Regions from separate parts of the Homo sapiens genome. Here region 2 is linked to region 1. The links are chromatin loops, found by intact Hi-C in ENCODE. Cell type or tissue: Caco-2. All regions are shown on one strand. Links, peaks and the distances in the headings refer to the core of each region. The heading gives the core; the rest is flanking DNA.

Evidence for each region. Hi-C counts contacts between places; a loop is a spot of excess contacts. Peaks named below come from ENCODE experiments on the same cell type or tissue, not always from the same donor. Only the 100,000 strongest peaks of a DNase experiment are listed, where the experiment ranks them.
Region 2: it touches region 1 in a loop (9-fold over the local background); 6 of 110 quality-filtered maps call a loop at or near these places.

Annotation. Positions count from the first base shown.
Region 1 is chr2:119,098,197-119,114,157 of GRCh38, forward strand. No RefSeq gene overlaps it. Among named protein-coding and RNA genes, the nearest start is that of C1QL2, 53 kb to the right of the region's middle. RefSeq lists enhancers at 12,973-14,172, 14,755-15,420. In Caco-2, for the core only: no CTCF peak of the experiment used is centred there; a DNase peak (open chromatin) is centred at 8,305.
Region 2 is chr2:119,158,732-119,174,692 of GRCh38, forward strand. It overlaps C1QL2 (complement C1q like 2), which reads right to left and starts at 20. Exons shown (of 2, transcript NM_182528.4): 1 at 1-20. LOC107985941 (a long non-coding RNA gene) reads right to left here. Exons shown (of 3, transcript XR_001739665.2): 3 at 12,370-15,961. It also overlaps the pseudogene RN7SL468P. In Caco-2, for the core only: no CTCF peak of the experiment used is centred there; a DNase peak (open chromatin) is centred at 8,540.

The DNA.
Region 1 (15,961 bases), core at 4,101-12,100:
GCAAGCCCTTAGAGACCTACAAAGAGACTTCGACTCCCACACAATAATAATGGGAGACTTTAACACCCCACTGTCAACATCAGACAGATCAATGAGACAGAAAGTTAACAAGGATTTCCAGGAATTGAACTCAGCTCTGCACCAAGCAGACCTAATAGACATCTACAGAACTCTCCACCCCAAATCAACAGAATATACATTCTTCTAAGCACCACATCACACTTATTCCAAAATCGACCACGTAGTTGGAAGTAAAGCACTCCTCAGCAAATGTAAAAGAAGAGATATTATAACAAACTGTCTCTCAGACAACAGTGCAGTCAAACTAGAACTCAGGATTAAGAAACTCACTCAAAACCGCTCAACTACATGGAAACTGAACAACCTGCTCCTGAATGACTACCAGGTACATAACAAAATGAAGGCAGAAATAAAGATGTTCTTTGAAACCAATAAGAACAAAGACACAACATACCAGAATCTCTGGGACACATTCAAAGCAGTGTGTAGAGGGAAATTTATAGCACTAAATGCCCACAAGAGAAAGCAGGAAAGATCTAAAATCGACACACTAACATCACAATTAAAAGAACTAAAGAAGCAAGAGCAAACACATTCAAAAGTTAGCAGAAGGCAAGAAATAACTAAGATCAGAGCAGAACTGAAGGAAATAGAGACACAAAACACCCTTAAAAAATCAATGAATCCAGGAGCTGGTTTTTGGAAAAGATTAACAAAATTGATAGACTGCTAGCAAGAGTAATAAAGAAGAAAAGAGAGAAGAATCAAATAGATGCAATAAAAAATGATAAAGGGGGTATCACCACCGATCCCACAGAAATACAAACTACCATCAGAGAATACTATAAACACCTCTACACAAATAAACTAGAAAATCTAGAAGAAATGGATAAATTCCTGGACACATACACCCTCCCAAGACTAAACCAGGAAGAAGCTGAATCCCTGAATAGACCAATGACAGGCTCTGAAATTCAGGCAATAATTAATAGCCTACCAACCAAAAAAAAGTCTAGGAACAGACAGATTCACAGCCGAATTCTACCAGAGGTACAAAGAGGAACTGGTACCTTTCCTTCTGAAACTATTCCAATCAATAGAAAAAGAGGGAATCCTCCCTAACTCATTTTATGAGGCCATCATCATCCTGATAACAAAGCCTGGCAGAGACACAACAAAAAAAGAGAATTTTAGACCAATATCCCTGACGAACATTGATGCAAAAATCCTCAATAAAATACTGGCAAACCGAATCCAGCAGCACATCAAAAAGCTTATCCACCATGATCAAGTTGGCTTCATCCCTGGGAAGCAAGGCTGGTTCAACATATGCAAATCAATACACATAATTCATCATATAAACAGAACCAATGACAAAAACCACATGATTATCTCAATAGATGCAGAAAAGGCCTTCAGCAAAATTCAACAGCCCTTCATGCTAAAAACTCTCAATAAACTAGGTATTGATGGAATGTATCTCAAAATAATAAGAGCTATTTATGACAAACCCACAGCCAATATCATACTGAATGAGCAAAAACTGGAAGCATTCCTTTTGGAAACTGGCACAAGACAGGGATGCCCTCTCTCACCACTCCTATTCAACATAGTGTTGGACGTTCTGGCCAGGGCGATCAGGCAAGAGAAAGAAATAAAGGGTATTCAAATAGGAAGAGAGGAAGTCAAATTGTCTCTTTGCAGATGACATGATTGTATATTTAAAAAACCCCATTGTCTGAGCCCCAAATCTCCTTAAGCTGATAAGCAACTTCAGCAAAGTCTCAGGATACAAAATCAATATGCAAAAATCACAAGCATTCCTATACACCAATCAAAGACAAATAGAGAGCCAAATCATGAGTGAACTCCCATACACAATTGCTTCAAAGAGATAAAAAAATACCTAGGAATCCAATTTACAAGGGATGTGAAGGATCTCTTCAAGGAGAAATGCAAACCACTGCTCAATGAAATAAAAGAGGATACAAACAAATGGAAGAACATTCCATGCTCATTGATAGGAAGAATCAACATTGTGAAAATGGCTATACTGCCCAAGGTAATTTATAGATTCAATGCCATCCCCATCAAGCTACCAATGACTTTCTTCACAGAATTGGAAAAAACTACTTTAAAGTTCATATGGTACGAAAAAAGAGCCCACATTGCCAAGACAATCCTAAGCCAAAAGAACAAAGCTGGAGGCATCACACTACCTGACTTCAAACTATACTACAAGGCTACAGTAACCAAAACAGTATGGTACTGGTAGCAAAACAGAGATATAGACCAATGGAACAGAATAGAGCCCTCGGAAATCATCTACAACCATCTGATCTTTGACAAATCTAATGAAAACAAGAAATGGGGAAAGGATTCCCTATTTAATAAATGGTGCTGGGAAAACTGGCTAGCCATATGTAGAAAGCTGAAACTGGATCCCTTCCTTACACCTTACACAAAAATTAATTCAAGATGGATTAAAGACTTAAATGTTAGACCTAAACCATAAAAACCCTAGAAGGAAACCTAGGCAATACCATTCAGGACATAGGCATGGGCAAGGACTTCATGACTAAAACACCAAAAGCAAAGGCAACAGAAGCCAAAATTGACAAATGGGATCTAATTAAACTAAAGAGCTTCTGCACAGCAAAAGAAACTACCATCAGAGTGAACTGGCAACCTACAGAATGGGAGAAAATTTTTACAATCTACCCATCTGGCAAAGGGCTAATATCCAGAATCTACAAAGAACTTAAACAAATTTACAAGAAAAAAAACAAACAAACCCATCAAAAAGTGGGTAAAGGATATGAAAAGACACTTCTTAAAAGAAGACATTTATGCAGCCAACAGACACATGAAAAAATGCTCATCATCACTGGCCATCAGAGAAATGCAATTCAAAACCACAATGAGATACCATCTCACACCAGTTAGAATGGCAATCATTAAAAAGTCAGGAAACAACAGGTGCTGGAGAGGATGTGGAGAAATAGGAACACTTTTACACTGTTGGTGGGACTGTAAACTAGTTCAACCATTGTGGAAGACAGTGTGGCAATTCCTCAAGGATCTAGAACTAGAAATACCATTTAACCCAGCCATCCCATTACTGGGTATATACCCAAAGGATTATAAATCATGCTGCTATAAAGACACATGCACACGTATGTTTATTGCAGCATTATTCACAATATCAAAGACTTGGAGCCAACCCAAATGTCCATCAATGATAGACTGGATTCAGAAAATGTGACACATATACACCATGGACTACTATGCAGCCATAAAAAAGGATGAGTTCATGTCCTTTGCAGGGACATGGATGAATCTGGAAACCATCATTCTCAGCAAACTATGGCAAGGACAGAAAACCAAACAGTGCATGTTCTCACTCATAGGTGGGAATTGAACAATGAGAACACTTGGACACAGGGTGGGGAACATCACACACCAGGGCCTGTAGTGGGGTTGGGGGAGGAGGGAGGGATAGCATTAGGAGATATACCTAATGTAAATGACGAATTAACAGGTGCAGCACACCAACATGGCACATGTATACATACGTAACAAAACTGCACATTGTGCACATGTACCCTAGAACTTAAAGTATAAAAAAAACACTAAACAGACTAGTAATAGAATATAACCACCTCAACATAATAAGTCATATATGAAAAACTGAGATAGCATTATACTAAATAGTGAAAGGCTGAAAGCTTTTTCCCTAAGATCACAAGACAAAGATGCCTACTTTCACCACTTCTATTCAACATAGTACTGGAAGTTCTAGCCATATTAGCTGGGACTCCACACACACACATGCACACAGACACACACACATAACTGTTAGAGCTAATACATTTAGCAAAGTAGCAGGATACAATAATCAGCATGCAAAAATTAGTTTCATTCTTATACGCTAATGAAGAACAATCCAAAAAGGAAGTCAAGAAAATAGTTACATTTACAATTGCATCAAAAAGAATAAAATACCAATGCATTAACTTACCAATGAGGCAAATGTCTTGTACACTGAAAACTACAAAGCATGCTAAAAGGAATTAAAGAATAGTTCAATAAAAAGGCATCACATGTTAATGGATTGAAAGGCTTAAAATTGTTAAAATGACAATACTACCCAAAGCCATCTACAGATTCTAAGCAATCTTTATCAAAATCCCAATGACGTTGTGTGCAGAAATATAAAAGTTCATTCTAAAATTTGTATGACATCACAAGAATCTCCAATTCTGCGAAGAAAGTCATTGGAAGTCAATGCCTGCTTCCTTCTAACTTACCAATTCTGTGAAGAAAGTCATTGGTAGCTTGATGGGGATGGCATTGAATCTATAAATTACCTTGGGCAGTATAGCCATTTTCACAATATTGATTCTTCCTATGGATGAGCATGGAATGTTCTTCCATTTGTTTGTATCCTCTTTTATTTCATTGAGCAGTGGTTTGTAGTTCTCCTTGAAGAGGTCCTTCACGTCCCCTGTAAGTTGGATTCCTAGGTATTTTATTCTCTTTGAAGCCCAAGTTTCTTTTTTTAATCTTTTTTCTCTCTTCATCAACTAGGCTAATTTATATTCATTTGTCTTCAAGTTCACTGACCCTTTTCTATCTGCAATATCTAATCTTCAATGAATATTTTATTTCAGATATTTTACTTTATAGTTATAGACTTTTCACTTGAGTATTAAAAAAGCTCTGTTGATATTCCCCAATCTGTTTGCTTATTCTATTCATATTTTCTCTTCAATACTTGACTAAATTGATGATAGCTATTTTAAAGTGCTGTTTGCTAATTCCAAAATTTGTGTCAACTGAAGGTATGTTTCTATTGATTGCTTTTTCTTTTAATATGAGTCATATTATTCTGCCTCTTTGTATGTTTAGTAATTTTTTATTGTATGCTGGGCATTGTTAATGCTATTTTGTAGGGCATTTTGGATTATGTTGTCTTCTGTTTTAGGTTCTAACAGACAGTTAAATTACTAGTGGATCCTCTGGATATTGTCAGGCTTGTTATTATGCTTTTCAGGATGAGTTTATTTTGATTTCCACTTTAGTCTAGGATATAGTTCTTACTCTAGGGCATGGTCCTTATTCCTAAGATATAACCCAATATTCTCAGTGAGGTGTCTTCACTTTGGTTAAAATGGAGTTTCAAGATCTCTCAGCATTGCATAACCTCATGAACCTCCATTAAGCTTTCAACCCTTCAGCAGCCACTTCCTAGGCTATGGTACAGCATCCCAACCTGTATATATGCAGCACAGACCTCAGCCAAGAACCTGAGAGAAACCCTCATGTAGACTTTGCCCTTAGAAGGTCCCTCCCCTCTGGTACCCTGCCTTTCAAATTTCAGATACTTTCGTGACCCCAAACTTTAATTTCTGCCTCCTCAGTTCAATGAAACCACTGCTTTTACTCTTTTCATGGGCTTCATTTCACTGTAACAAGGTTAGAAAAAGGATCCTAGGCAGAAAGTCAGGGCAAGTCATGGGACACATCTTTTGTGTTTTCCTTCTCTCAAGAATCAAAATCCTATGCTTCCTGTTGTCCAATGCTTGACATTGGACGTTGCATTTTGTGGGAAGGTAAATCCAAAACCAGATACTTAAACAGCTAGAACTATTTCTGGAAGTAGAAGTCTGGGAAATACATTTGAAAATGAAAAGGAAAAGAGAAAGAACAGGGCTACAAGGCTACAGTTAAAACATTGTTTGGGGCCTTTGTGGAAATTAGAAAAAAGTTCTTCCCTGCGTGATTGGAATACAAATGGGCTCCTCTTCTGGGCACAGAAATTAACAATACATTTCTTTTTCTTAGGACTAACTCCCCATAAGGGTTGACACAGGGATATTTCTGCCTCCTTTGAGACAATGAGACATGTCTTATAAGCAAGGCTTTCATGGTCTCAGCCACTTCACATTCAAGCTTCCCAATTTTATGGTAAAAGGTGTCCTCACTTCTGAAGACAATATTATGACATGATTTTACCTCATTATGGAAAGAACACAGGCCTTAGAGACTGAATAAATGGGTTCCTTGCTCTACCACTCACTAGCTGCGTGGTCTTGCATAAGTTATTTAACCTCCCCCAGCCCCAGCTTTATATTTGCAAAGTTGGGGATTAATGATGCCTACTTCTCAGGGTCTTTATGAGGATTACACAAGACATTGTGAAAAGGCACTTGGCACCATGTCAAGCACGCATAAATGTTCCATAAATGCTCTCTGGTTCTTGATAGTAGAATTAGTTGCAGCTAGTTTAAAAGAAGTGAGGACTTGGGTGATACCATGCACCCTCCTCACCTCAGACTCACAGGGACAAACTTTAGATAAAGAAGTATCAATGCTTCCCCTGTCCTTCCTCCAGAGGGCAGGCCTTCAAGTTATCAGATGACCAAACAGGGTCTGCAAAAATCCATCTGATACGGTTTGGATTTGTGTCTCTACCCAAATGTCATGTCAAATTGTAATCCCAAATATTGGGGGAGGAGTCTGGTGGGAGCTGATTGAATCATGGGGGAGGATTTCCCCCTTGTTATTCTTGTGATAGTGAGTGAGTTCTCAGGAGATCTGGTCGTTTAAGTGTGTAGCTCCCCCTTTACTCTCTTCCTCCTTCTGTGGCCATGTAAGATGTGCCTGTTTCCCCTTCACTTTTCACCATGAGTGTAAGTTCCCTGAGGCCTCCCCAGTCATGCTTTCTGACAGTCTGTGGAACTGTGAGTCAATTAAACCTCTTTTCTTTATAAATTACCCAGTCTTAGGTAGCTCTTTATAGCAATGCCATCTCACTAGCTTCCTGACATTTCCGTAAAAGGACAATGCTTTTCATTTCACAATTATAGGCAAGGCTCAGAGGGTGATGGCAGATAGCAGCTCTTTTCAGGAGGGCAGCAATCCCTCCTGATTGTTCTTCTCCACTCAGCCATGCCTACTCTTTTCTGCCCATGTGGTGGAAAAAGGGTGCAAAAGAGTGGGCATGGCTGAGTGGACAAGAGTGTGTCTGACCAAAGAAAGGAAAACTCAGGGATCCTTAAAATTTGCAAGATTTCATGATTCTATAGTAGACTGGCAGAGTTTCCCACCCTTCTCCCTGAATTTGCTGGACCTCCAGACCTGAGGAAGGAGAGAGCAATTGCTTTTGCTCTCTCCTTCCTTCAGGAAGGGGCAATTTTCTAGCTCCATCTGGGAGACATGTGTTGTAAGCTCACTGCTTAACAGAACTTGAGACTTATTTGACAGCTCCTCCTTCCCAGTTCTCTCCCTGCCTCTCTCCACATCATCACATGTCTCTTCTCAGTTTTCACATTCTCTTCTCCTCTCATATACTCTTTCCATTTACTCATTTACTCATATCTGTTGACCCCTTGCCTCGTTTTTTTTTTCCTTCCATCTTCTATGCCTGCTTCCTTCTAACTTATTTTTCCCTCCTCACTCCTCACTCATTCTCTTCCCATCTCTCTTCTTCTGCCCCCTCTTTACTCCTGGTGTACTGTCACTGGAATACATGACCATCTCTCAGGCTCTTGTCTCTCTCTCTCTCTCTCTCTCTCTCTCTCTCTCTCTTGCTCACTCTCCTATTCCTCCCTCTCTCCTGAGACCTCTTCTAATCTCAGCCTTTCTTTCTCTTTCCTACTCAATTCACTCTTTTTTCTTTTCCTCCTTCACCCCCAACTGTGAGGGAAAGGTGGGAGAATAGATGAGGGGAGGGAAATATGTGAGGAGAGGGGCCTGGGGTGGGGGATTTTGGAGAAAGAAGAGAACCAGGCACATAAATGCTGGGTGTGGCCATAACAAAAACAGAATACTACTTGGCTGAGGCCCTGCCCTCAGAACCAAACAAAGTAAAGGGGATCCCTGGAGAAAGAGCTGTGAGGAAACGAAAAGGACAGTCCTGCCAGTCCCACCTGTCCCACCTCAAAGAACATGGGCATCCTGAAGACCTGACAATGCATAGCCTAGTGGCAATAGAGTATGGGCTATGGAGCCAATCTGTCAGAGATCAAATCTTGCCTCCATCATTTACTACCTCCGTGACCTTGGACAATTAATTATCTGCGGTGCCTTGGTTCCTTCATATGTTAAAATGAGGAAAAAAGCAATATTTTCTCTGTAGATTTGTTGTGAGAATTAACTAAGCTAATATATATATAACGTTTCTGGCAAAGAAATTCTATGTAACTGTTATCTCCTATGATTTTTCTGATTTAGAAGGAACAGCCAACTTGCCCCTTTGGCGCTGTCCGTGGTGCTGAAGGCCTGAGCCTGCTCCTTCTGGCCCAGGAGTCCGAAAGGTTTGGTATTGGGAAATGGCAGCTCAAATCCATTAGCTCTCACTGTGTACCAAGGACTGTGCTAAGTGCAGTGCCTGCATTATCTTGCTTTTCTTCACTGCCTGGAAAATAGGTATTGTTATCTCCATTGTAAAGGTGAGGGAACTGCTGTTTACTTGAGGTGACACAGCTATTACAGTAATGGATGGAGCTGGAGTTTAAACCCAAGTCTTGCTTATTCCAAAGCCCATACTCTTTCTATAACACTGTTCTGTCTCTTGTGTCCTCATCCTGCCTCTGACTTTCTAATTCCCTGACAGCAGCCACTTGCTTCTGATAGTGACTTCTTTGACCCCAATCAACAACCAAAGCAGGTCAACGGAAGATCACTTATTATTTCTTTGCTGTTTGATGCTCCTGTAGCCCTAGGTCATGTTATCACGGCATCACAGTGTGTTGTATTTGGCTGAATATGGGTTTCTCACTTTAGCTAAACTTTGAGTTCCTTTGGGGCAGGGGATTTATGCTGATTATATAGTAGATGCTCATTAAGGGCCTACTGAACGAAACTAATTTCTCTTCTCCATTTAATGGTATTCTAATAGTGGAAGCTTGTCTCATCTTGCTGTTGTTTGACTTCCATAGGTGTTCTCTTTCCCTCACTGGGTCTCTGTCATCCCTACATGCCACTTGCAGCACTGGCCCCTCTGACTGATATTATTGGTCTGTTAAAAGGGATTTATTATTCAACCAACTAACTCATTGAGCCTCCTTTATGCACAGCTTTATGCTGACAGCATATGCACATATGACTAGCTTGTTCCTGTACTCAAGGCACACAACGTCTGCTGTGAAAACATAATGAGCACATGTGACACAGAGAGTGAGCAAGTGATACCAAACTGCATGAGGGGTCAGGGCAAGTATAGTAGATGTTTGTTATGGGAGGGAGGAAAGTGAGCCTTGAAGAATGAACAGGATTTAGATAAAAAGATGGTAATGTAAACATTCTAGGTAGGGCAATAATGTGCTTTACCCCTAGATGTGGGCTTGTGTGTGTGTGTGTGTGTGTGTGTGTGTGTGTGTGTTTGAAGGTGGGGGAAGTAGAGGGGAGAAATGAGGGCACTGGCAGTCTGAAACAGGGATACATTTTTCAATTAGTTGGGGCTAAAATTTTAAGGGGCTAGGGACAATGGAGGATGATGGAAAGTTTTGGAAGCAGACAGTAGTTTGGACCTGACTTGGTAGGAAGTGGGAAATTACCAAAATGCTCTGACTTGGAAAGTGACAAGATCAAATTGTGCTTTAGAAACATCCTGTCAGCAGCATATGGGGGCAATGAAAGGGCTGATCCCAGGGGCAGTTACACAGTCAGAAAGCTATTTGCAGGAGTCAGAGCTGAGGAGGTAAGGCCCTGGATTCAGAAAGTGGCAGTGGAGAAAGGACAAGAAACATCCATGGTGAACACCCATATGCCATGGTCCAGTTAACTTGGGCCTAATTGGAAATAACAAATACCAAGCAACCAAAAGCCACCCTGAGGAAGGATGCATTTTTTTTGTCCTGTTTCCCATACTACTCTGTGGTGTCAGTGGAGCATCCTAGCTGCAAGGGAGGTTAAAGGCTTTGAAAAATGAAGAGGAATGAAAGCTTGCCTTGCAGTCACCTGCATGCCGTCTCACACAGGCAGCTGAGGCCAAGGACCACCTGCAATGTCAGCTGGAAATCCAGGCTCTGCAGCCCCAGCTGGCCCAGATACGAGCTGAAGGTTGTTGGAGGTCCCCAGCAGCTGGCAGGTTGGTGGCCCACACCTCTCCCTGCTGCTCCTCCAGGATCATTCTGCATACCTCTTCCAGAAGAGCTGTGTCATCCTGAGGGTTGTGATAAATGAAGGTTCTATATAAAACCAACCCCATTGAAAACCACACTCCACTAAGTGCCTGTGTGGGTGTTGGGGGCCATGGAGAGCATTAGGGTTAAAATCAGGGCTCCTGACAAAAACCCAAAGCAATCCAGAAAAACGCTGGTGGCTGAGGTCTTGTTGACATGCCTGCCTGTCAGGTGGATCAGTTCTGTCCTATTAGACACACACTCTGAGCTTCCATGTGTGACATTCCTTCAGACCTTTATACAATTTTGCACAGCCTCCCAAAACTCATTATCCCATGTGACAGTCATTTTATCCTGTGAAGTAGAAAGGGAAAGCCTCATTATCTTTATCCATCTCATCAGTGAGGAATCCAGAGCATTGTCCTATACTTTCCCTATCATACCATTTATCATGCTCTATGATAATTACTACTGTTATTGTGTGAATTCACTACTACCCAGGGAGCCCCATGAAAGTAGGGATCAGGTCTGTCTTCTTCAATGCTGTCTCCCCAGACCCCACAGAATACTTGACAGCAAACAAATAAGTGAATGAATGAATGAATGAATGAATGAACTGCCAAAGGGCATATAGATGCTTCCCATCAGAACAAGAACTGGATCCCAGGTCTCCCATCCTCCAGTACAATCATGGTTTTCTTAGAGTATTAGAACTAGAAGAACAATTAGTGGTTCTGAGTCAAGCAGGTTTCCTCCCCTGAAATGCCCTTGTCCCACTTCCAGAAGTGCCATCCCTTCCAAGACACCCATCTTTCCACACAGCTAGAAGGGCATACTTCATTCACATTGGAATTACTTGGGAGCTTTTAAAAATACTGATGCCTAGGTTTCCAATTCCAGAGATTCTGAACTTAATTGGTCTGGAGATCAGCCCGGAAGTTGGAACACAAATGTACAACCAGGGTTAGCAACAGCTGCTTGAGAACATGGCATACTCAAAGCATGGTTCACAACCAGCAGCAAGAGCATTAGCTGGGCTCTTGTTAGAAATGTAGGTCTTGGCCAGGCTCGGTGGCTCACACCTGTAATCCCAACACTTTGGGAGGCCAAGGTGGGTGGATCACTTGAGGCTAGGAGTTCAAGACTAGCCTGCCCAATGTGGTGAAATCCCGTCTGTACTAAAAATACAAAAATTAGCTGGGCATTGTGGTGTGGGCCTGTAATCCCAGCTACTCGGGTGGCTGAGGCATGAGAATTGCTTGAACCTGGGAGGCAGAGGTTGCAGTGAGCCGAGATCGTGCCATTGCACTCCAGCCTTGGTGACACAGCCAAACTCTGTCTCAAAAAAAAAATGTAGATCTTAAATGTTCTTGCCACACACAGAAAAAATAATAACTATGTGAGGTAATGGATATGTTAATTAGCTTGATTATGGTCATCATTTGACAATGTGTATATATATCAAAACATGATATTGTATACCTTAAATATGAACAATTTTTATCTGTCAAGCATACTGCAATAAAGCTGGGGGAAAAAACGGGAAAAAAATGTCAAGCCTTAGGCCCCACCCAGACATGCTGAGTCAGAATTTGCATTTCCCCAGGAAAGGAGTTCCCTGAGGAATTTGCAAGTTCCCCAGGAGAGTCATTGACTTGAGCAATATTTCAGGGGTGGTTCTTGACCCTGGCTAGCAGTAGAATCACTCTGAGGGCTTTCTAATTACCAGTTGCTGAACTCCACGTGAGACCAAATAAACCAGACTCTCTGAGGATAGCGCTCAGGCATAGTGTTTAAAAATCTCCCCAGGTGACTCTCATTTGCAGTCAAGGCTCAGAAGCACCAAACAGAATAATCTGTACCTCTGCTGGCATATAGTGCTTTCTGCCTTGCATTGTCATTATAATTATCTGTGTACATGACTTATTTCCTCCATTGACCATCAGTTCCCTGAGGGCAGAGACTGTGTTTCATTTATTCATGATGCATAAAAAAGTTAAGCTCCTACTATGTGAAAAACAATGGGCTAGGCACTGGGGATACATGTGCAGCCTCTGCTGTCAAAAACAGTCCTGTGGTCATGGAGTTCACAATTTAGAAGGAGAAACAGACATACAAATTAAGTGATTAAAATGTGAGAATAGGAGTCTACCTGGAAATATGAACAGGGAACCACCAGGCTCTGGAGGAGAGCAACGTGACCCTCCTGGGAAATTCAGGGAGGGTTTCACAGGAAGGCAGCCTTGGAGCTGCCCTTGCAGGGTAAGTAAGATGCCTGCACAGGTAGAGAAGACAAGGAGAGGAAACTCCTAAGGAAAGGAGCAGGTTGCACATAAGCAGATACATATGGGTAAAATGATGAATATACAAAACTGTTATCCCAGAATTATTTATCATCACAACATATTGTAAACAACTTAAATGTCCATCTGAAGAAGACTGCTAAATAAATCATGGTCCATTCTTGCAAAAGAATATCGGGCAAACAAGAATATGTTGAAGAGCCTCTTTTAGGTACTCATATAGAATCATCCAGGACAGAGTGCTAATCCTCCATGAAAAAGCAAGGCCATTGTAAAGCACAATTTAAAATATGTTGTTATACACACTCAATCTGCCTAAACACCCTATGAGGCATCATCATACCCTTTTTGAAGATAAGGAAACCGCATCTCAGAGAGATGAAGTACCTTGCCCAATTTCGCGATGTAAACCAGAGAACCAGGCTTCCAACTCACGTGGGTCTGACTGAAAAGCCTGCAATGGTTCTGCCAGCCCAGGCTGGCCATGGGCTTTGTCTGATGAGACCATTTATGGAGTAGATAGATTTGTGGGCATCAAGGCCTGAGGCAGGGGGAATGGGCTTCAGGGACAGAGCCAGAATCCCAAGGGAGGGGCAGGAAGACAAGGCCAGGAAGAGAGAAGGAACAGGCTCAAAGGACACAGCCCTCTGACTCTGCCATTGCCACCAGCTGTTGACAACTTCCTAAGCTGTGGGGCCTATACCCAAATGGGTGGTCCTGCAAGCAGGGAGTCCTAATGTGGTCACAGCCACTGCTGCAATGTTTGAACCAGCCAGGCATTTGCAAAGGAGTCCTGCCACCCCAGTAGACAGCAACAGGCACAGATGATCCCTAATTTGTCTTCTAAGCCCTCTGTTGGAAGTAAGTGCTCGGTGCCACCAAGTGAAAATAGCACTTAGGCAAAAGTTTTCTCAGCAAGGCAATTTACTTCTATAGAAGGGTGTGTCTTGCGGATGGAGCAGTGGCGAGAGCACACCGGAAAAGGGAGGGGAAGGGCTTCTTACCCTAACGCAGCTAGTCCCTACTGCTGTGTCTTTCCCCTATTGGCTAGGATTGGACCACACATTCCAAGCTAATTCTGACTGGCTATTTTAAAGAGAGCAGGAATATGAGCCAGAGTGGCAGGGTGAGTAGTTCGGCAGGAAGGGCGGTTACAGAGCAGGTGACTCAGGATGACTAAGAACAGAGCAGGTGACCAAGGATGACTAAGTTCAGAGCAGGTGATAGAGGCTAGGAGGGGGTTGTTTACTGAGGCTAGGGGCAAGGAGACACAAAGAATGAGGAAGTTAAACTTTAAAATGGAGAACAAAGAACGGGGAAGCTGAACATATTGACACATTGGTTCTTTGGAGAGGAACTCAGAACTCACGGTACTTCACAATTTTCTCCCTCTTGAATTTTAAAGAAAGTTAACAGGCTAAACTTTGAAGGGGAAACTGATCTATTCTACACCTCCATCCAGAAAGAGGCCAAGGAGCACACTGAATGGCAGCCCCACTTTATAGAAGCCCTTGGAGCACAAATCCCTGGATTCAGAATTCCCTACTAAAGCCTAAGAAAAACTGAGGCCCTGTCTTCTCCTCCATCACATGAGGAGCTCATATCTGACAATGCCACCCATCTGAGGGTACTCCCCAAACAGCCACATCACCCAGGAAGCCCCCACTGTAAGACGACCCATAGTAAGGCTTGAGTCGTCATCTCAGGAGAGGTGCTGAAGCCACATGTGAAGAGGAAAGAGTGTGGGCATTAGGGTTCCATTCAGACCCTGGCTCCACCCCTACCAGCCAATGACTTAACGAGTCACCTAACTGCTCTGAGCCTCTGTCCCCACCCCTTCTACATGGGGATGTCCTCCTTGCTGTGGGCAAATGACATGAGTCTACCTATGTCAGGTTCCCAGCCCAGCTTTGAGGTTGGCAGACAGAAAATAGAGTGGAGCTGTCATCCCATTCATTTCTGCATCCATGCACAGCTCACAGCCCCCAAACCTTTCCTAGCTGCCCCTGGTCCCCATGACAACCTCGTGAAAGCAGGGGGTCTCATAATCAAACACTCCTAGGGCAGAGGGTAAAGTACACACACAAGGCAGGGGTTGTATAAGACAAGAGAAAGTGGGGGCGGCGTGCTGAGCAGGAGAGTGTGGCCCCACCTGAAGGGACTTGCAGGCCCAATTTTTATAAAAAAGAAAAAGAAAAAGAGGGGACAATTTATCCCTTGAGCCACCCCTTTGAGAGTCTTAACACTGAAGCCAGCTGGGGCCCAACAAGTACCCCCACAGCCTGCTTGGGGACACACAGAGTTAGAGGAAAACTGAGCCCAGCCCAGAACTGCATTCTCTCCCAGCAGCTGCTGCCAGGCTGGCCTCATCCTGAGCAGAGGAGGTAGGCGGCTGGGGGTGTACTCTGTGGAACATCGGGAAAGGCCCCCCAAGAGCTCTCCCCGCCAGAACCTGAAATGCCGGCATTAAATATTCATTCCTTTGGGTTAAGTGTTTCCTCTCCAGGGTCCTCTTTTAAAATTCAAATGCTTCTTTGGAGAGGAACAAGCCACTTGTGGCTCAGAATCAAATGTACTGGAATTGAGTGGATGGAATGGCAGCCCTGCTCAGGGAGGAGAGAGGACCTCCTCCCCCATCACCACCCACTGCTCCTCACCATCCCTTTTGCACTGCTGTGCTCCTCCGCCCTCAGTCCATTTGAGGACCACGTATGTTGAGGGGCTGGAATAGAATCTGCTCTAAGTTTCTGTTCCGGGAGATCAAACAAGAGATTCACTCAGAAGAGCCCTTGGCCACTGCAGACACCTTGGTCTCCCCTTCGGGTCCCAAACATTCTTGCTGGAAGTTAGGGGGCTAGGCAAGCACGTGGAGCTGAGCTTTTCCAGTGCAAAGAAAGCCAGCAGCAGCCCAGCTCTGAGCAGTGAGAACAACTTCTGCCCCAGGTAGCTAGGAGAGCTGGCAGACCAGCTCCCCAAGGAGGCTCAGAGCCACAGCGACTGCATCGCTTCCTCAGAAGCCTGCATTGTCATTCCACGCAGGTTTCCATTTGATTGGGATGCAGAGAACAAGTCAGCATGTACATCCCCACTAATGAGAGTGGCCCTAATGAATGCATTAACAAGAAAGTACGGTTGGGGACCCACTGTGTGCCCAGCCCATGCTAGGCATAGCCTTTGAAATGAGGTTTCTCTTGAACCTCACTTCTTTTACCCACTCGTTCAGGACCCGTGACCTAGCCCTCAAGTCTCCCTGATTATTTCTGGAAGTCCTCAGAAGGTTCTCAAGTTTGTCCCCACAAGTTCTCTTAGCTTCCCTGTGTGTCCAGCATTTGTCTCCCCTCCAGGTCTGGCTTCCTTTGGAGAAGCCCATAAAAAAGGCAAAAAAAAAAAAAAAAAAAAAAAGCTCTGTCCCGTAGCCCCTGCTGCTGGTGCAACTTTTATTGTTGCTTTTGCTTCCTGTCCCCTAGGGTGACATGATGTGTGCCCCAGTCAAAGTGAACCTTCTGA
Region 2 (15,961 bases), core at 3,974-11,973, 60 kb after region 1:
CCGGCTCCGCGGCGCGCTCTGCTGTGCTCTCTCGCTGTTCGCTGGCTCCCGCGCGGAGGGGGGACCCCGCTACCCTGACGTAAGGAGTCCGGGGCTGAGCGGCGGAGGCGGCGAAGCAGCGCGCGCTGCCATCACTCGGGAGACGGAGCCCTCATGTCATCAGCCTCCTATCTGGCGGCGTCCTCGGCAGAGGCGGTGAAGGCGCGGTTCCCCCTGGCGGCTCCCAGGAGCCACAAGTGGGCGCAGCGGGCGCGGTCCCAAGCCGGGGCACATCGGACACACCCACCCGCGGCCACACTCACGCGCCCCCCACCGATAACACACACAGACACCCACGCACGCAGTGGCGGGGCACGCACAGCCACCCCCACATGGCCACGAAAGCAGCTGGAATCCAGGTGTCAGCAGGGCTCCTCTGGGGTCACCTAATCCATCCCCTGGCCTGCAAAGAGGATCAAACCTCAACCCACCGAGTCCAGGAGAGTCCCGTGAGGTCCAGCGGGAAGGAGTTTCTGAAAGACCTCCTGAGTTATTTCTTCAGAATTGAATAGATCTCGCTTCTGGAAGATCTTTCGCAAACCTAGACTAAGGACTCCAGACTCTTAAACAGGCTCCCGTAGAGCACCCCACTAACCTCTGAGGTGACTCTAAAAAGCCCAAGGCTCCCAATACAAGAATATTTGCGGCCGGGCGCAGTGGCTCACGCCTGTGATCCCAACACTTTGGGAGGCCGAAGCGGGCAGATCACCTGAGGTTGGGAGTTTGAGACCAGCCTGACCAACATGATGAAACCCCGTCTGTACTAAAAACACAAAATTAACTGGGCATGGTGGTGCATGCCCGTAATCCCAGCTACGCGGAAGGCTGAGGCAGGAGAGTCGCTTGAACCAGAGAGGCAGAGGTTGCGGTGAGGCGGGATCGTGCCATTGCACTCCAGCCTGGGCAACAAAAGCAAAAGTCCATCTCAAAAAAAAAAAAAAAAAAAAGGAATATTCGCCTCAGACCTTTTCTTCCACCAGAAAATGGCTGGCCCTTGTCCTCTGCGTGAAGCTGGTGTAGAAACCAAATGCTTGATGCCGGCACTTGGCAGTGATCATGGTGCACTCAGCTTCTACTCCAAGCCCGGCCACTGCCAGGCAGATGCATGGGCACATTCCCTTGGACATCCCCAGCTTCCTCCTCCTGAGATGGGTTTAGTTATTTTAGAAAATAGTCCAAATAGTCCAAAGCCATTCTGAGCCAGTCTTGAATAAACCATGGCCTCAGATGAGAGCAGAATAGTCTATCTCCAATGTAGCATGTGAGGCTAAGGAAGGATGAGAGGCCCGCCGGTGTGGGAGAGACTTCCAGCGGAGAAATCAAAGCCCCAGCTTCTGCTCTTGCCCTGAGTAGCTGTGTGATTTTGCCAGGTGGTTCCTGTCCCTGAGACTCAGTTTCCTTAAAAGGCCGCCTCCTGCCCTAGCACCCCCAACATGGGAATCACACCAGGCCTGTCCTGGGGGGAGAATCTAAGGGCTGGTGTCAGTGTTTGGTGTAGCATCAGCATCTCTGGAACAACAGTGCACCCACCTAAGGCTATTGCTTTGAAGCTAACTCTCATTTGTCCTGCACTAGGTTCTTACGGGTTAATTAAAATCTATTTTTGTCCTCTGATCACCCTGGGTCATTTCCCCACTCCCAACCTCGTTGCTCTAGCCTGTTCTCTCCACATATATTTGTGGAAAGGATGACTGAGCCTAGCCGGAAGCCAACTTTACCAAGGAGAGAAGGAGCACATTTATTGGCACCTACTACGTATGCATCAGGCACTTTGCACGTGCTCCTTCATTCATTCCTCATGTTACTGTGGATTAGTGATCATTTTCCCACCGCACCAATGAGGAAAAAAAAAAGGTTTTGCAAGTGTAGGGTGTTTGCCAAGTGCATTTTACCCACATGACAGAGCCAGGATCCTCCCGGCACCCAGATCAGGGGCTATCTGAACCTGTCAGTGAACACAGCTTCAACAGCTACTTCTTGGCCACAGTCTTCACTGGTTTCCTCAGACTTGGGAGTCTTTCTCCACTCTCTGCCTCAGAGTCATCCCAAGAGCACGTGATTTCAGGAGCCACATGGCCTACTTCCAATCCTGGGTCTGAGACTTCCTGTCTGTGTGACCTTGAGCAAGTTGCTTCATCTCTCTGAGCTCGGATCTCCATGTGTAGAATGGGAATGGAAAAAGAACCTACCTCTAAGTTATTGAGAAGACTGAACGAGCCAATTAATGTAAAGGCTTTAGAACAATAGCTAGCTCAGTAGAAGCTTAGCTATTTTTATTAGCTATTGATGCTTTCAACCTCCCCTGCCATGGTTATGACCACTAGGATGCGACATGAAGGCAATATGCAGGGTGGCATGGGGAGGGTTAGGGTTTTAAAAAAAGAGAAGCTCAAAGATAATTCACATCCTTTGTCCTTCTCCAGAGCGCAGAAGGGGGATGTCCCATGCCTCCCACATTCCCCAAGCCTGCCCTGCTCTGTCTTTTTGTCTTTCAAAACTACCCAGAGTGTTTGTTCCCAGTCACCAGTTCCACCTGGACAAACATTTTCCAGGCAGACACTCACTCCGTTTGAATTCCCCAGCCTTTCAGACTGCTGGAGACTGCCAAGTCCCAGTGATTTTGTCCTTGCAGTATCTGGGCAAAGATGAAGCAAGGAGGGTCAGATGTTTGAGACCCAGGCTTTCACCTTGGCAGACCACAAGCAAAGCTACCTTCCCTGGGGATCAGCATTCCTGGGAGCGCCTCTCAAGACCAGCCCTCCACCAGGAGGCAGGGGCAGCAGGCTCCAGGGCAGGCAGAGCCCAGGCAGCCTCCACATAGCAGCCAAATAAGTCAAGAGGTGTCTTTCCCCTTGCTTCTCCTTCCTCCCACCCATCATGGCAGGGCCAGAAGGCATGGCCTGCTGGAGTGTTGAACATACCTATTTTTTTTTCTTTTTTTTTTTTTTTTTTTTGAGACAGAGTCTCACTCTGTCGCCCAGGCTGCAGTGCAATGGTACAATCTTGGGTTACTGCAACCTCTCCCTCCCAGGTTCAAGCAATTCTCCTGCCTCAGCTTCCTAAGTAGCTGGGATTACAGGTGCCCGCCACCATGCCCGGTTAATTTTTGTATTTTTAGTAGAGGTGGGGTTTTGGCATGTTGGCCAGGCTGGTCTCGAACTCCTGGCCTCAAGCAATCCACCTGCCTCAGCCTCCCAAATTGCTGAGATTACAGGCGTGAGCTACTGCACCCAGCTGACATACCTGTTTATCCACCTGGCTTCTGCTCCTCCTGAGCGATCCATATCATTGGTGACTATCTTCTCTTCAATACTAATTATGACCTATATTAACATATTGCCTTCCATTTAGACTGTGGTTTTTACATTTCGAGACCCACTCAAATCTGTTCTAAATTGCCTTTAGTAATCCAGCAGGCATTCCTTCTGCCAACATACACTGACAACCTACTATGTGCCAACCAGTGCTCTCTATCTTATCCTTTCATAGAGCCCTGTGCTCTGTGACACATAGTTTGATGCTTGGTTCCACACTGTCATGTCCGGTTCTTTAGTGGCCTCCACCAGCAGTGGGCCCCATGCTTCATCTACCTGCACCATGGCCTGTCTCCTGCATCTCATCTGGACTCCTCTCTAATTATCCTTTCAGTCTCAGCTAAGTGTCACTTCCTTGTCTGAAGTCTTCCGTGACCCTTCTCTAAGCTGAGTTGATAGTTCCTACCCATGTACGCTTTAGAGTACGTTGAATGTACCCTGCCATCCTATGTCTTACCATCATGCATTTCTTTATTAGTTAGCCTCCCCCACCTGGCTATGGGCTCCAGTAGGGCAGGAATCGTATCATTCATTCATCTTCATCTTTTGTGTATGTCATTCATTTGCTCAATATGTGTTTATTGACCCCTGTCATATGCCAGCCATCATGCCACGTGCTGAGTACACAGTGGTACACAACAGTCTTGGTTCCTTCTACTCTAGCTGTTCTACAAGACACCCTCAGCTCCCCCATTTCTTTCTACCCGTAGCACATGAGTTTGTACCTGAACAGCTGCAGCATGGGTGTTTATTGACATGCTGTCTCTAAATCAGACCTGTGTCCCAATTAGAGTGTAAGCTCTTTAGAGACATCATGTGGAATACATTGGCCAATCTTCTGCCTGCATCCCCAAAGGGAAGGACAGCAGGAGATGTGTCAGGGAGATAGACAGGAGGGAGATCACCCAAGGCCTTGGAGCCCATGTTGAAAGAGGTGAATTGTCTCCTGTGTGTAATTGAGAACTGCTGAAGGAGTTTAAGCAGGGAAGTGATGTGATCCATCTATGTTTTGCAAAGACCACGCTGGCTGCTGTGTGGTGAATGGATGTGGTGGTGGAGTGGGGGTGGGTTTTGGAAATGAAACCAGTTTGAAGGCTATTGCATGATCTAAGCAAAAGATAACGATGGCTTGGTCTGAGATAGTAGAAGAGAAGTAGGTGAATTCCAGGTATATTTTGAACTTGGGGCCCATGGGTCTTGCTGATGGATTTGAGATAGAAGTTAAGGAAGGAGAAGGAAAAGAAAAAAAAAATCAAGATTAACTTCTAAGATTTGGGTCGAACAACTGGGTGAGTGAGCATGAGAAGGTGGGGATATTTGGGGAAGAGCAATATGTTGTCACTGCTGGGAGGTGGAAGGAATTATGAACTCAGTTTGGGAAATGTTCATTTTGAGTGAAATATATGAATGAAGACATCCTGTGGGCAATGAACATAAGTCTAGTACTCAGCAGTGAGGTTTAAAAATAGAGCTATTGGCCAGGCACGGTGGTTCATGCCTGTAATCCCAGCACTTTGGGAGGCCAAGGCGAGTGGATCGCTTGAACCCAAGAGTTTGAGACCAGCCTGGGCAACATGGTGAAACCCCATTTCTATTTAAAAAATTATTTTAAAAAATTGATAATGGAGCTATACACAAGCAAGTTTTCATGGAGATTGAAGTGTGAGAGAGAGAGAGAGCACAAGCTCATTATAACAATCCCCCCATGCTCACCCCAGCCATTTAAAAGATGGATAGAGGAGAAAAGAAACAGAAGCAGTCAAAGTAGGAAAGAAAGCCAGGAAAATGGCCTCACAGAGGGGAGCAGCTCAGAAGGGAGGATTGTGATCTGTAATTTGGAAAGTCCACAAGAGATAGAGTAAGATGAGGATAAAAAGGTATCCATTGCGTATGGCAAGATGGAAGTCATTGTGGATGATGGCAGAGAGAACACTGTGAGGTCACAAAATCATTTCCTTTTCTTCTTGGGCAGGGCCCAGCTATATTTTCCAGCCTCTCCTTCAGACTGGTGAGGACATGTGACAGAACAATGGCCAATAGAATGTGAGCTGAGTGATTGATGTAAGCCATTTCAGGCCTGTACCCTAAAAGCTCTGTTGCAATATTCCAAGCTCTTCCTTTATCTGCTGGCAATAGCAATAATAGGTAATATTTACTGAGCACTAACTGTATCCCTATGCCAAGCATTTTAGATATATTAATTATTTTAATGCTCACAGCACTATGAGATATGCATCCCTGTTTTACAGATGGGGAAACTAAGATAAAGCTATATATTTATAAATGTCACTGTCATATGTAATCACTCCAATAATTGCTCCAGATTATGCTGGGATCCTGGACATGTGTCCCCCCAGATCTGGAGCTCCCAGATGCCAGGTCAGTCTGGCTGAAGGCTTCTTGCATATATTGCTGATCTCTCCCAGCCAGACGGTAAGCCTCCAAAGGGCAGGAACTGTCATGAGGACATGGCAAGTGTCAAATAAATATTTTTAAATTATTGATTATTTTATAGTGCCTGAAAATTTTACATATATGATCTCATGTCATAGTTTGCTCAAAAAGTGAAAAAATTTAAAAGATACTCTTTATGCTGGAAAATTAGGAAAGGAGGGCAAAGAAGGAAATTGATTGGCCATGCAGGTTCCTGTTAGCCTTTGCAAAAAACAGAGAAGTCTTCCTTCTTTCCTTCCTTTCTTCCTTCTCTATTTTCTCCCTTCCTTCCTTCCCTCTTTTCTCCTTTCCTTCCCTCCTTCCTTTCTTCTTCCCTCCCTCCCTCTCTCATTCCCTCCCTCCTTCTCTCCCTCTTTTTCTTCTTCTCTGCTTTCTTTCCTTATTTATTCATTTATCTGCTCATTCATCCTCCATATAGCATGTGCACCTACCATATGCAGAATTCTGTGCTGGGGTGGGTAGGGTGGGAGGCATGAATATGATGTTCTTGCTAAAGAGCTTGCAGCTTGGATGGAGGAACAAGACTAACAAACAGAAAGCACCTAAGCAGCCATCTGTATTTAGGTGGTATAGACAAGGAGTACAGGCAGGAAGAGGTTGCCAAATGCAAGTCACTGTGGCCACACAAGGCACTTGAAGTCTATCCCAGGATGAAGAGACAGAGCAGGACCTTCAAGGACAAGTGAGACTTGAACCTGTGAGAGGTCTGGGTGGATAGTGCAGTGGAGCTGCCCAACTGGTGTCTGGGGCACAGCAAAGAGGCTGGTCTGTACAGAGCCAAGGGTTTGTGCAGGGCTGGTGTGGACAGTATGTTACATGTGCCACTTTTCCCATCAAGCATTCTCCCAGGACCCTGCTTCTGCAAGTATTGATTACTCTGTCTTCCAGCTCCATTTTGTTTATGCACTATCTTTGGCCTTTTTGGAGACACTGTAGTAAGCCTGGCCCTGTACCTCTCTTTGCATACCCCACCTCCAGCCCCTTAGTCTTCCTCATGTGTCTAGTGAGTGATTGCTCTGAAAGAAAGAGAAGGAAAATCATATTTTCTACCTCTGCTGGGCACTCAGCTAGAGCTAGTGGCGCATAGGAGCCATAGGCTCTTCCAGTCCTTTCAGGCAGGAACTAGTGCCCTACAGTGTAGGGCAGAACGGGGGCGAGGTGGAGTGCACAGGCTCCTGCTGTTCTGAGAGGTTGGGCCACAGTGACCCACAGGCCTGTTTCCATTTTCAGCCCTAGCTCCTGAGATGCTCACAGCTAAAGGGGGTGGAGAAAGAATGCTCCAGTCTTAGCCCCTGAAGACATCAGACAGCCCTGCTCAGTGACCAGTGAGAAAGCACCCACCAGGCCCATTAACCCAGAAGCAGCAGCAACACGTTTGAGTCAAGAGGGTCAGCCAGCCCCAGAAAGCCCTCACTTGGCCCTCTCAGAGACTGCTACTGGGGCCCTAATTATCTCACCTCTAAGGGGCTGGCCCTGGCTGGATCTTCATGGAGCTGTGAGCTTGTTGCAGTGTCTGGGCTTGCTTTCTCCAGAGCCCAAGTCCCCTGCAAAAAAAAAAAAGAGAGAGAGAGAGAGAGAGAGACAGCTCTCAGAAACCCAAAATGAGGATGATTTAAGCAGGTCCTCCTGCACTGAGCTCGGCTTATTCCCACACTAGGCCAGCCAAAGAACCAATCATTCAAGCCACCCTTCCCCTGCCAGCTTTTTTCTGTCCTGTATCTGGGTGGTGCAGTTTAATTATTCATCCATGCAGGAACTATTTATCCAGTGCCTACTATGTGCAAGATACGAGATCCAGCAGAAAGCAGAAACACTCTATCCCTCACTAGCTGAGAAGCCTGTGGGGGTTACTTTACCAACTTCCTTCTCTGCCTTCATGATAATATCTGCCAACATGGACCTTTCCTCCCCAAACCACCTATGTCCCAGAGCTGGGGTGACACACGTGACAAGTGGCAATCCTCAGATGGCCCTTGCCACATCCTATCTCCCCTGAGCGGCTTTTCTCTCTATGAATCTGCAGGTTCTTTAGGCAAAGATTCTGTCATTTGGTCTCCTCATCACTACAGGGCGGGTCTGAGATGGCACTCAACATGCATTTGTGGGATGGAATAGAATAAGACAGGAGAGCCCAGCATAGGCTGTTTTTCCCTGGGTGGCACAGCAAGCCACCAACAGCCCCAGGGGTCACTAGAGGGGTGTGGCTATTTGTTTCTTCTTGGCAGTCATGTTAATAAAGCTATGGATTGCTGGGGGAAGCAAGCTTGTGATTCAGAGAAGTTCATTGAGACCATATGGACTTCCCCTAGAGGAGACTCAGCCCTTAGTCCATGCAGATGTAGAACTTAGCCACGGAGTAGAGCTCACCTTCCCAATGCACCAACATTAACTGGGAAGTTGCCATGTGCTGGGCACTGAAGACACAGGTACGGCAGGGGATTCAAGCAGTCCAGTGCCACAGTGTTGCTGAGCCTCAATTGTCTCTTCTGCACACCCCTGGAGGGCATGGATATACCATTGTCCTCACCTTGTCACCACCCTCTGTGACCTTGTATTCATTAGGTGGGATACGGGAGAAGTAAAAGACAGTGAGTCCAGCTAAGCCCCAGTGCAGTGCAAAAATATCCCATTGATCTATCAAAACTCAGTCCCACCAATGCCTGCCTGCTCCTTGAGCAGCTGAAGTCCAGGCCTTTCCCGGGGCGCACCTGCAGGCCTGCCGCTGTCCGTGGTGCTAATGGCTGTGGCTGCCGGACTTCCCTTGGCAGGAAGGAATCAGGTTTCAGAAATCCAGGAATTAGCTTATGTTCCAGGCTTTGATGTGCGGCCATAGCTCTGTGTGGAGATCTCAGACACTCCATATATGCCCTCCCCTCCCTGCTCATGCCTACACAAGAGACTTCCTCCCTGCCTGGGCCGGAGGCTGGGTGGCTGAGAGGAACAGTTCTTGCCTTTCGGACTCCCTATTTCCTGCCTCTCAGCTACTTGCTCTATATACCCACTCTGACACACACACACACACACACACACACACACACACACACACACACACTTCCCATGAAACACAGCTGTAATGAGGCAACCACCAGCCCTCTCCAACAGGCAGAAGAGAGAGAATTCAAGCACGAGGCTAAAAATGCAGCTTTGACAACATCAAAAGGGCTTCCTCCCAACTGATTGTATCCTGCATGTTCATGTTTTGTAAAGTATTTGGAAGGAACACATGATCCTGTAAGATTCATTTAGGGAGGGCCTGCAACTCTGTAGAAGGCAGCCAGGCAGTGGGTGGAATTTTGGGGTCACTGGGAACCAGAAAAATCCTCCAGCCCCCACCACTCTACCAAAGGGTCTGGGCTTCACTGGAGTCACTTTGGGGACAAGGCAGCAATTCTCAAAGAATTTTTCCATCAGTGAAAGAAAAAAAAAAGCATCCCTGGGTAAAATTGGTTTCAAAAACTGTGTCAAAAAACTTTTGTAAAGACCTTCTCTCTACAAAAAAAAAAAAAAATTAATTAGCAATGCATGGTAGTGTGTGCCTGTAGTCACAACTACACGGGAGGCTGAGGTGGGAGAATCACCTGAGCCTGGGAGACGAAGGCTGTTTTGAGCCAAGATTGGACCACCGCATTGCAGCTTGGGTGACAGAAGACCTTGTCTCAAAAAAAAAAATACATTTTTTTTGTTTGATGAACTTTTCAGAACCTTTACCACACCAACAGTCATTGTGTTATTTTTCCCTGATATATTTGGCCAGATTTTATTTACTAGTAGAGCTTGGGTTCTAGAATATTCTAGCTTGAGTTGCACACTTAGCTCTGGCACTGACTAGCTGTGTTGCCTTGATCAAGTGTCTTACACTCTCTGTGCACTGTTTCCTCGTCTGTGAAATGGGAATGAAGGTAGCACCTTTCTCATAGGGCTGTCATGGAAGTTAAATGAGTCGATGCATGGAGAGCTCTCAGAAGGGAGCCTGGCATGTAGAAAACCCTAGAAAACTGTTATGTTGTATTATTCACAGGGACACTAATATTTGTGATACTCATTCTCAGAAATTCTGGGTTGAGGCATTGTCTCCCAAAGGCCCCCACAGTAATGCTTTCTGGGACATGATTTGAGAAGAGGAAATCCTTTAGAAGCTTGCATTTCTCAAAATGGGGGCAAAGATTTAACATCACAGAAGGAAGTGTGTTTCCACTGTCCTCCCTCCTGCAAGCCCAGGCCCTATTGTGGTTCTACAGTCCCTTCCCCTCTCCAAACCTCAGTTTCCCCCTCTGCCAGATGGGTGTAACCACTCAAGCCTTCCTTAACTTGGAGAGTTGGGGTTGGGGGAGATACGGAATGAGAATCTCCCTGTTCCACATTTAATTCCAAAGAAGAAGAGGAAGAGGAAGGGGAGGAAGAAGAAGAAGAAGAAGGAGGAGGAGGAGGAGGAGGAGGAGAAGGAGAGAAACATCTCCCTGGACAGGCTCTGGAGGCAGAGAAGGAAGGGAGACCCTGTCTTTCTCCTGGGCGGTGGACCGAAGAGGTCTTAGTCGGCTCCAGCCCCCCAGCCACTCAGCCAATCCCCAAGTCCTGAGTGGAGGCGCCTCCACTGCTCTCTCCTCCCACTCCTTACAATGAAAGTTAACACGGAGTCATAGTTCTAGGCTGTGGGTTCGGGGGCACTCTCAGGAAAGGAGGATTCCCCCAGGGGCCAGAGTAGTTCACTCACCAGGAGGGTGGGACCAGTAGGGGCAGTTTAGGCAAAGCAGCACTTCAAGTGGCATTAGTCATTGCAGCTTCCTCTGCCCACCTGCCCACACACCAAGCTCTCAGCTCCATGCTGCCTTAACCCAGGCCTCACACACCTTTCTCATCTTCTGAAACCTCAAACAATTGCATTCAGCCCATGTGCCATGCAACAGAGCCATTCTCTGAGAGTTGAGTGCAGCTATCTCCCTGAAGCCCTCTTAAAACGCAAATATCCCAGGGAAGAGCAACTTATCCAGCGACTAACACCTCAGTCTGAACCGATACAGGCTTTCTAAATGATAGAAGATGCTCTGTGCAGCCTGGGAGCTGAGAGCCAGGGATTTGTAAAAGCCGACCAGAGGAAGGCAGTGCACGAAGTGGAAAGAGACTGGATCTTGGCACCAGAGCTCGGTTCAGATTCTGGCCTCTTATTGTTGGGTGATGCCCTCTCTGAGCCTGAGCTTCCTCACCTGTCTAATTGGTGTGATAGTAACAACTCCCAGGTGCTGATGAGGAGTACACAAGATCATGTATTCAAAGTGCCTGGCACAAGCCGGGCGCAGTGGCGTGCACCTCAGCTACTCAGAAAGCTGCGGTGACATCATTTGCACCCAGGAGTTCTGGGCTGTAGTGCACCCGGAGTGCCCATTGGGGGCCCATACAATGTTCAGCATCAATACAGTAACCTCCTGGAAGCAGGGGATCGCCAGGTTGCCTCAGGGAGGGGTGAACCAGCCAAGGTTGAAAATAGAACAGGTCAAAACTCCCTTGCAGATCAGTCATGGGATCGTGCCTGTGAATAGCCACTGCACTCCAGCCTGGGCAACTTAGCGCGACCTCGTCTCTAAAAATGTATTTATTTTTTAAAGTGCCTGTCACACAATGAGCACTGAAACATTTTGTTTCCTCATCCCTTTCTTCTCACAGTGGGAGAAGCAACATGAAGATGAGGAGGGGGTGAGGCTGAGGCCCAAATCAGGCTGTCACGCTGGGAGATTTATTTTCATCATGGCTGGCCTGGTTGTTTTGGGGGGGAAGGAGGAAGATGTGGGGGTGCCTCTCCAGCTGCTGCACTTGAAGGCCCCCACAGCCCCTACTCCCACCTCCAGTACTGATGGCAGGCACTGGGGGGGTGGGCGGGGAGGTGGGCGAGCAAAGCCCTGAGGCAGCCTGGCTGTCACCCTTGCCCCTTCTCACTCTGCACCAGAGACCTCTGCCTCATCCTCAGGCTGCCAGTCGGCAAAGCCACTCTACATGCAGGAGGGTGAGCCAGCTGGCTGAGCTCAGCCCCGGGTTGACACAAACACGGGAAGATTCTGCAGGAAACACAAGGCAGCCACGGCCTCTGTCCCTGAGAGGAGCAGTGAGGGAGCCGCAGGGCTGGGCTGCGGCGTGACACTAGGGACGTGGGGGGAATGCAAGTGGGTCCAGACCTGGGGGCCACCAGTGCAGGAGCAAGGGCAGGCCGGCCATCAGAGCTGGGCGGGGAGGGGGGCGCTGAGCTTGGCGTGGGAGTTTCCCCAACGGACTGTGTCTTCCAGGGACCCTCGCCCCTCATGCCCCTCTGCGTCCTGAAGGGAGGAGGCACCACCCCTCTGTGGCATCTGCTTTTTAGGGCTGACGATGGAACAAGCTCATGGACAGGAGTGAAGCCCCTGGCACATAGCAGGTGCCACAGAAGGGTGGTGAAGTCTGCCCTAGATCAGAGATCATTCAGGGGGTCTGTTAACTTGGATGAAGAAGAAATACACTCTTATCACTAACATCAGGAAGGTAAGCAAGGAACCACACATAGAATTGACAATAAGTGTGACTTTGCCACCAAGAAGAATCACAAAGTTTTATTTTATTTTATTTTATTTTATTTTACTTTAAGTTCTGGGATACATGTGCAGAATGTGCAGGTTTGTTACATAGGTATACTTGTGCCATGGTGGTTTGCTGCACCCATCAACCCGTTATCTAGGTTTTAAGCCCCGCACGCATTAGGTATTTGTCCTAATGCTCTCCTTCCCCTCGCTCCCCACCCCCAAACAGGCCCCGGTGTGTGATGTTCCCCTCCCTGTGTCCATGTGTTCTCATTGTTCAACTCCCACTTATGAGTGAGAACATGTGGTGTTTAGTTTTCTGTTCCTGAGAATCATAGAGTTTTCATAGCCCAGTACAATAATCACAGATACATGACATAGAGTTGTGTGACATGTAGACCCCAATAGTCCGGTTAATGGGATGCTTTAGTTAAAAAGTACATAGATTACTGTATTATAAGTTTATGTTTTAGGATATTTTGATGATTACTTTTTAGAAATAGTTTCCTTTGTAACCTTTATTTTACTTAATGCATATGAAAGAATCATTCAGAGGAGGGGTCCATGGCTTCACCAAGATGAAACAGGTCATTGGCATGAAAAAGGTTAAAACGCTGTGCCCTGGAACCAGGAGTTTATGATCCAGGCCTGCAGCATGCTGTATGACCTTGGCCACATAACTTCATTGTGCCTCAGTTGCCTCAACTATAAAATGGGGATAATAAACCTGTGACATATGATGCTTGGGGGGTTAAATGTGACAAAAGTCTTAGCACTCTGTGTGCCATACAGTGAGGGCCCCAGCATGGGCATTGATGCACCGTCTTGATTCCTCCTGCCTTTCCCAGGTACAGGGAGCTTCCCCAGCCTGCCTGCATCTGAGAAGATTCCACCAGAGAAACAGAACCAATAGGAGACATATATTAAGAGTTGTGTTGCGGCCAGGCCTGGTGGCCCATGCCTGTAATCCCTTTGGGATTACACTTTGGGATTACAGCACTTTGGGAGGCCAAAGCGGGCCTATCACCTGAGTTCAGGAGTTCGAGACCAGCCTGACCAACGTGGAGAAACCCCGTCCCTACTAAAAATACAAAATTAGCCAGGCGTGGTGGCAGGCATCTGTAATCCCAGCTACTCGGGAGGCTGAGGCAGGAGAATCACTTGAACTTGGGAGGCGGAGGTTGCAGTGAGCTGAGATGGTGCCATTGCACTCCAGTCTGGGCAACAAGAGCAAAACTCCATCTCAAAAAAAAAAAAGAGAGAGATGTGTTGCAAGAAATCGGCTTACGTGACCGTGGGGGCTGGATCCATAGCGCAGGCTCTCAGGAGGGGCAGTCCAGAACTCTCAGGCTGATGCTGCAGGCCACAGGTGGGATTTCTTCTCAAGAAAGCCTCAGCTCTGCTCCTAAGGCCTTTCAACTGATTGACTCATGCCCACTCAGATTATTGAGGGCTATCTCCTTTATTTAAGGTTAACCGGCCCAGTGCAGTGGCTCACGCCTATAATCCCAGTATTTTGGCAGGAAGATTGCTTGAGGCCAGGAGTTTGAGACAGGACTGGACAACAGAGCAAGAGCCTCATCTCTACAAAACATAAAAAAATTAGCCCGGTGTGGTGGCACACTCCTATACTCCTAGCTACTCTGGAGGCCAAGCCGGGAGGATCACTTGAGCCCAAAAGTTCAAGGCTATACTCCTAGCTACTCTGGAGGCCAAGCGGGGAGGATCACTTGAGCCCAAAAGTTCAAGGCTGCAGTCAGCTATGATCAAGCCACTTATACTCCAGCCCAGAAAACAGAGTGAGACCCTGTCTCTAAAACAACAACAACAAAAAACCCCAACCAATTGTAGATATCAACTACATTGCTGTGGCTTGAATGTCTCCTCCAAAACTCAATCTGAAACTTAATCCCTAATTTAATAGTATTGGCAGGTGACAGGGCCTTTCAGAGGTAGTTGGGTCATGTGGGCATTCATGGATTAATGGGTTAATAGATTAATGGGTTATCATGGGAGTAGATTAGCTATCACAAGAGTGAGTCTGTTACAAAAATCCAGCTTGGCTCTCTCTTGTGAGCCCCTCCCCATACGATGCCCTGCACTGACCATTAGCAAGAAAGCCTTCATCAGATGGACCCCCTCAACCTTGGACATCTCAATCTTCAGAACTCTAAGAAATAAATTTCTTTTCTTTATAAATTGCCCAGTCTCTGGTATTCAGTTATAGCAACAGAAAATGGACTAAGATACACATCTACGAGATACCTCCACAGCAACTCCTAGATTAGTGTTGATGGAATAACTGGGGATTGTAGCCTAGCCAAGTCGACACCTAAGACCGGCCCTCATGTCACCCAAGGACAAGACAGCGAGGTCCTGAAGAGTTTCATGAAGAGGAGGGGAAGGAGAGAGTGGGGAGCTCAATGTGGACCCCTCAATTAATTTCCCAAGTGCTCAATGAGGCCTGCCCCACCTCTCATCCAGCTCCTTGGCCAGGCCCTGCCCCCACTCACCTCTCTTATGTGGGACACGTGAGCCCCTCCAGTGTGCCAGGAGCACATGGGTACAGGCACACATAGAGAATGCCGTGTCCACAGGAAACCCAGTGAGCCTGAAGGGCCTTGGCGTGCCATTTACAGGTCACTCACTTGGGCCAGGCCTCACTAGGGATGCCAGGGTGAACAAGACGTGGCCAGTGCTCTTGAAGGGCTCCCACCTGGTGGAGGTAGCAGACAAGTAAGGGGACAAAGGCCCCTCAGAAGTACACATCTGGTGGGCCGGGCGCGGTGGCTCACATCTGTAATCCCAGCACTTTGGGAGGCCGAAGCAGGCATCACTTGAGGTCAGGAGTTCGTGACCAGCCTGGCCAACAGGTGAAACCCAGTCTCTACTAAAAATACAAAAATTAGCCAGACGTGGTGGCGCGTGGCTGTAATCCCAGCTACTCGGGAAGCTGAGGCAGGAGAATCACTTGAACCCGGGAGGCGGAATTTGCAGTGAGCCGAGATCACGCCATTGCACTCCAGCCTGGACACAGAGCGAGACTCCATCTCAAAAAACTAAAAAAATAAATAATAAAAAGTACAAATTAGGTGTGGTTATCGCCTGGAGAGCCAGGAGCATCCTTGGGAGGGGACTTGGGGAGGGGTCCGCTGGGCTGCTCTAGCCCACTCTGGGCCAGAATCGTGATTCTAATTGCAGGTAGGCTTTACCCTATCAAAGCCCCCTGGGCTGGGGACTCTGTGAAGAAGCAAGATGTGCTTGAAACCTCCCTCTCTGCTGAAAAATCTAGACAAGCTCCTGACCGGCTGCATTGCTGCTTCAGCCCCTCCTCAGGGAAGCGGGAGGCCCTGGGTCTCTACGGGTGCTCTGTGAAAGACTGCAGAGGCTGGTGGGGCTGCATTCCTGTCTGTCTGCCTAGGACAGTGCCTACTGACTTCTGACTGCTGCCCCATGGTCCAGGGCTCCAGGTACACCACTGCAATGTCACTTTGTGCTTGGGGTTCCAACTAGACAAAAGCCCCACGTTGCACAGCCCTTGAGCCGTCCCGGGTAGCATGCCCCCTGGTGGCCGTGGGCAGTTATTACCGTTAATCCTTTCTTGCCCAGATGCCT